Regions from separate parts of the Homo sapiens genome. Here region 1 is linked to region 2. A link is an interaction called in ENCODE POLR2A ChIA-PET data of the cell type or tissue named here. Cell type or tissue: GM12878. All regions are shown on one strand. Each heading gives the region's core, and the rest is flanking DNA. Links, peaks and the distances in the headings are about the cores only. Region 1 has its middle 460 kb from the start of IDS. Region 2 has its middle 380 kb from the start of IDS.

Region 1 (2,918 bases), core at 233-2,732, 80 kb before region 2:
AAGGCACCAGCATCTGGTGAGAACCTTACTGCTGTATCACTCCATGGCAGAAGGCAGAAGGGCATGAGAAAGAGAGAAAAAGGGGCCAAATTTGCCCTTTTATAACAAACCCACTCCTGCAATAATGACATTAATCCATTAAAGAGGGTGGAGTCCTCATGGCCTAATCCACCTCTTAAAGGTTTCACTTCTTAATACTGTTACAATGGCAATTAAATCTCAACATGAGTCTTAGGACAAACATTCAAACCATAGCAGTCCCTCAAAGACTCAAATTACACTATATAGGAAATTCTGGTGTAAAGCCATATTCCCTATCCAAACAAACTTCTGTCTACCTATGAACTGAGGGCAACTAAGGTTAAGGTACAAAAAAGGAATCAGAAGTGGTTTTTTTTGTTTGTTTGCTTGTTTCTTTGTTTTTGAGATGGAGTCTCACTCTGTTGCCTAGGCTGGAGTGCAGTGGTGCTATCTTGGCTCACTGCAACCTCCACCTCCTGGGTTTCAAGTGATTCTCCTGCCTCAGCCTCCCAAGTGGCTGGGACTACAGACGTGTGCCACCACGCCCGGCTACCTTTTTGTATTTTTAGTAGGGGCGGGGTTTCACTGTGTTAGCCAGGATGGTCTCGATCTGCTGACCTCGTGATCTGCCCACCTCAGCCTCCCAAAGTGCTGGGATTACAGGTGTGAGCCACTGTGCCCGGCCAGAAGTGTTACTTTTGAAGTGAGTAATGGAAATGATTTAGAGTTTCAGCACTGGCACTATAATACTGAGATAATACGTGTGGAGTATATTAATAAATGAATAAATCATATTAATGGTTTTTCAGCAAAGATTTATGTTAAATGACCCAATACCTAAACAAACAAAAAAGCACATTGGTAAGAAGAGATTTTCACTTTCATTTTGTGGGACCCAGAGCTCAGGAAACAGAGAATAATTATATTGTTTTCCAAACCTCTGCTATGCCCTGAAATGGAAGTTGGAGAAGAACGGAGAACTCAGTAATAGGGAAGCATGATGCTTTGGGCACCTGGATAGTGTGTATCCAATGCAGTAAAGGTGGAAATTGGCTTTTGTCTGTCAAACCAGAAGAGGCCCTTGCAGACTCTTTCTTCCCCACTGGGCCATTGAACATGAAGTTATGAAATGACTGCAGCCCTCCCAGGATCTTGCATCTGGCCAGAAACCCACTGAAAGCCTTGTCTTAATGCTATTTCCTAGGGAAGTACCTTTACAGGCAACTCAGCCCAGCCCTACACTATTAGCTTCAGATGATCTGGGCAACGCAGATTTATCATCCTTAATCTAGTGGTTTAGTCTGATTCCCAGGAAAGAGCTTTGAATCCTGGTTTCAGTAAACATCTTCTCTCTAATCTGTAAGCTATTTATCAAATATGAATGCGCTTTTTGAAATGAGTAACTCATTTCCCTAGCGGTTTTGTTCCGAAAATAATTGAAAGTGACAATACAAAGAATTACACATAGAGTTGAATCATCATAAAGTAAATATAAAGTTGGAACTGCCCTTGGAGGCTCACTGTCTTGTGCATCTTCCTCTCTGAGGAGGCACAGACACTTCCATAGGCAGATCTATGTTCCATTATTGATTAGCTTTTAGACTCTTGTTACATATTATATTAGAATGGTTCTGTGAATAAAGAATGAATAGTCCACCCATACGTATAAACATTTTATGAAAGAGCTTCTAACTTTTTTAAAAGAAACCTCATTTGGGCAAAATTTGAGAAAATAACAGAAGCCATTAAACCCATCTTCTAGGTGACTTCTTACATTTCTATTCTGTTCTTTTCAGAAGGAAGCCAAAGATCACATTTACCCAATTTGGCCTGTAGGTGCACGAGTGTGTGTGTGTGTGTGTGTGTGTGTGTGTGTGTGTGTGTGTGTCTGTGTGCATGTCTGTGTATATGTACCCACCACTTTGAGCAACAATTTGAAACTAAGGCATTAGATGACATTCTAAAGGAGAAAAAATGATGTATGAGACTATTCTTTCTTTAAGATTAGCCATTAAAAGTATAAGGTTGATGTTTAAAGGGGGATTCAAGTTCAAATATTCTCGAGTTTAGCCAAAAACATCTGGCAGCACACTCTTACTACTGCTTCCTCTCCCTCTCCTGCTCTCCCTGAATTTTCCTTTCTTTTTTATGTAAGTGCAACTGCCTCAAAAACTGTATGGGTAAGGGACCAGTGAACCTTGGAAAGTTATGTTGGTTGCCAAAAACAAACCACTGAATGTGGGTCAGTTTATCCAGAGCACTATTTTGGCATTACCCCAACTACAAAATCCTGGTTGCTACACTTACCTCCACTTTACTCATTCTAGAATTTATTCCCACTGGTTATAGCGGCACAGAATATAGCCCTTCAGGCTGCCATTGTTGTCCTCCAATAGAGAAAATAACCTTCCTGACCAGGCACTTGTTGATCAATATCTGAGCTTGTATATGTTTTATATTGTTACTGTAACAAACTACTACACACTTAGAGGCTTAAAACAACAGAAATTTATTGTCTTACAGTTGTGGGGATCAAAAGTGAGACATGGGTATAACAAGTCTAAAGTCATTGTGTTAGTTAGCAGGGCTGTTTCCTTTCTGGAGGGAGACTCTGCTTCCTTACCATTTCCAGCTTCTAGAGACATTCCTTGACTCATGGCCTCTTTTTCCATCTTCAAAGTCAATAGTGTCACCTTTCTCTTACCCTTCTTCCATTGTGACCTTGCTTTCTGATTATGGTCAGGAAAGTTTATTCACTTTTAAAGACTCATGTGATTAAAATGAGGGTCCACCTGGATAATCCAGTACAATCTTCCCATTTCAATGTCATTCACTTTAATCCCATTTGCAAAGTTAACATAGCCATGTAAGGTAATAGGTTCTGGATTTAGGACATA
Region 2 (2,918 bases), core at 203-2,702:
TTTTTTATTTCTAGATCAAACCCCGGTGTATTTCAGCTCAACCCAAGTTGAATTAGAAATTAATGAAAGGAGACAGAAACAACACTAAATTGGAACTCAAGAGACATTAGGTATCAAACCTTACTCAGTCTTTCACTCTAAGTATGACCTTAGACAACTCTGTTTTTCTCTCTGAGCCTCAACTTTTCCATCTTTAAAGAGAGGCATTAGACTAGGGGTACGTACAGCTCTAAGAATCTGCCTTTAAAGATTCATATTAATTGGCTTTTACTATCTATTCAAAGGCCAGTGACTCTTAGTGGTGAGTGAGAACTACATTCCCCAAGGTGGGGTGTCAGAATCTCAGAGTGTGTGGAATTTAAAAAAAAAGGCTTTTAATATTATAATTGTGTATTTCAAAAAGCGAGAAAAAACCCTATTGGTTTTTTATTGAAACTTTCAAATGCAAACTTACGGTAGCCCTCTAGACTCTTGAGAACAGAGAACATAAATGGAATTTTTATAGTTAATTTAGGGTGGGAGGAATAGCATACTATCCTTTGACCTAAAGTGTCCATAAGTTTTAAGAGGTAGAAAATGCTCTGCTTAGCTTGCAGGGGTGGCAGGCAGGGTTGGGGCAGGCGTCACAGACCCTGTGGCCACCGTTAAGAGTTTCTGGTGGGTTGCCTGCTGGGTGTCACTCCCTCCTCCTTCCTCCAGGTCCCTGTCTGTCTTGTGGGGAGGAAGCTTTTGCTGCAGTGCTCTCTCATGGCCACAGCAGCTTCCCTTTCTGATGGAGCTACTGATTGAATTACTGCCTGCTGCAAGCCAAGTGTATTATTTAACAGTCATTTACCTTGTTTCACTGTCTTCCTTTGTAGACAATTTAATCTTGGTTTTGATCTCCATGTTGTGCTTTTTCCCTTTTGGTCTCCTAACTTGTTGATTTCTGCAAGCATGCCCTTGCTGCCCATTCCTCCCTTGATTTCATCTCTCATTTCACCTAACCTGTCTCTCTTCCTGGGCACTCCTTCTCACTGTTTTTTATTTCCACTTTGCCAATTAGCACTTTGGTGTACACCCCCCTCCCAGCTTCATCCGTAGCTTTTGTCTATCTAGCATTTAGCCACACATATCTTTCTGTCATATTCTTGCAGATTACTAGACCTGATGCATCAATTTTCCCCCTTTTTGCCTGAGAAAATAGTTACTCGCTGAATGATTGTGCTTTTCAAGCCTCCCCTACTTGAAGCTCACAAATTATCATTGATCAAAGACTTTCATTAAGTGCATCATTAAGCAAACACTATTCTTTAACACACCTGCAACCCGTCTTTCCCAGAAGAAGAAAGCAGGGAGAAGACCAGGGCAATTCCATTGCTAAGTTCTTCCTATGAAGATAGCGTGAAGAGCAGCCCTTCATCTCCATGGGGCTGCTCTCGTCTCCACATGAGCACATAACTGGCAGTGACATAAATCAATTTTTTACGGATTAACACAGGCTTCCATGCAGAAGACAGGCAGGGCTCCTAGTGACTTGCATCTGAAGAATGCTCCTGATTTCTTTTCTTGCTCCCTTTAAAATAAAACAAATACAGAGGCTTGGAGTTGAAAGTCTCCTGAATGCTAGCAAAGCTCTGTTGAACGAAGCAAGTTGCCACGCACTGCTGAACTCTCTTTGCTCCCAGAAATGCCACTTGAGCCACCTTCCAAACCTCAGCCTCTGTGGCACCCCTTTGAAAAGGCATTGTTTCTATTTCAACTGCTAAATGTGGCCACTGACTCCTCATTTACCCCTTTGAAGCCCAGCAAAAAGGGGGAAATTGGAGGGAGGAAAGCACCTGGGAAAAGCCGCCCAAGAGCAAACATCAAAATGCCTACACCCTGCATGTGTTAGAAAAAAAAAAAATCAGTGAAACCCAGTGGGAGCCAATAGCATGTGTTTCTTATTCTTAAAACCCCAGCAGGCTTCACTCTACCCAGACCAACTTTTGAAATGTAAAGGAGAAAAAAAGAAAGAGGAGATGATTAACAAAGAAGAAAAGCCATGCTTAGATGATGATTTTATTTCCCAGATACGCCTTTCCTGCCTCATTAATATACTTCTGGAGTGGATGAAAGTACTTGGCATCCAAAGCAGGTAGTAATGGCCCATCAAGAGATACCATGTCAGCTTCCTTAATGCTTTATCAAAGGTTTATTGAAGAATTCAGTCATCTTACTACTCTCACTGGTTTTAAAGAGTTACATGAAGACAAATGAAATGCCCCTCTCCTTCATACATTTTCCCTCAACCATTTCTGACAATATCTTTCATGTATAAATCATTCTTCCCTGATAGCATTTGGCTGGGTCTATCATATTAACAATGGGACCAAGACAATGCCAAAGGTCTGGGTAAATGCTTTATGTTCATTTAAAGATGCAGAAATGTGTTCACAGCATATTAAACCCCAGAGAGCAGTGGGCTGTTGTTCATGCTATGTACAATATTACTGGTGCTGAAGCAACTTGGGCTTTGTAAAGTGGCAAATATATTATTAGAAGTCTGTATAGAGCTGTAGTTGAGACTATATTATTAGTAACAACAAAATGGAAAAGCTATCTCTCACCAGTGGTTTTATTGAAACCAAGCTTGAATGGCTTTTGCCAGCTTGTCTCTGTGTAGTAGTGGAAGCAGATTTATCCAGGTGCCCAAACTTGAGAGGTTCAATGTGCCAGACACTAGCAGTGGGTCTAGTCTCTTGTGTATGAAAGGCCAACCCATTCCACCCCATCATCATTCTGCCATTTCCTCTGGTTCCAGGCTTTGAACCATATTTGGACCCTTTCTCTGCCTCTCATCAGATGCTATTATGTCCCGTTGTTTCTCTGTCTTATAGAGTCTTCTACCTGCTTCAGCCTCTCTGGGGCTGCCCTTGCTTAGCACCTCATCACCT

What was found. Peaks named below come from ENCODE experiments on the same cell type or tissue, not always from the same donor. Only the 100,000 strongest peaks of a DNase experiment are listed, where the experiment ranks them.
Region 1: POLR2A ChIA-PET joins it to region 2 with 7 read pairs; 1 of 35 experiments calls an interaction of 5 or more read pairs at or near these places.

What each region holds. Positions count from the first base shown.
Region 1 is chrX:149,039,894-149,042,811 of GRCh38, forward strand. No RefSeq gene overlaps it. Among named protein-coding and RNA genes, the nearest start is that of IDS, 460 kb to the right of the region's middle. In GM12878, for the core only: no CTCF peak of the experiment used is centred there; a DNase peak (open chromatin) is centred at 1,190.
Region 2 is chrX:149,119,929-149,122,846 of GRCh38, forward strand. No RefSeq gene overlaps it. Among named protein-coding and RNA genes, the nearest start is that of IDS, 380 kb to the right of the region's middle. In GM12878, for the core only: a CTCF peak has its summit at 753; a DNase peak (open chromatin) is centred at 1,734.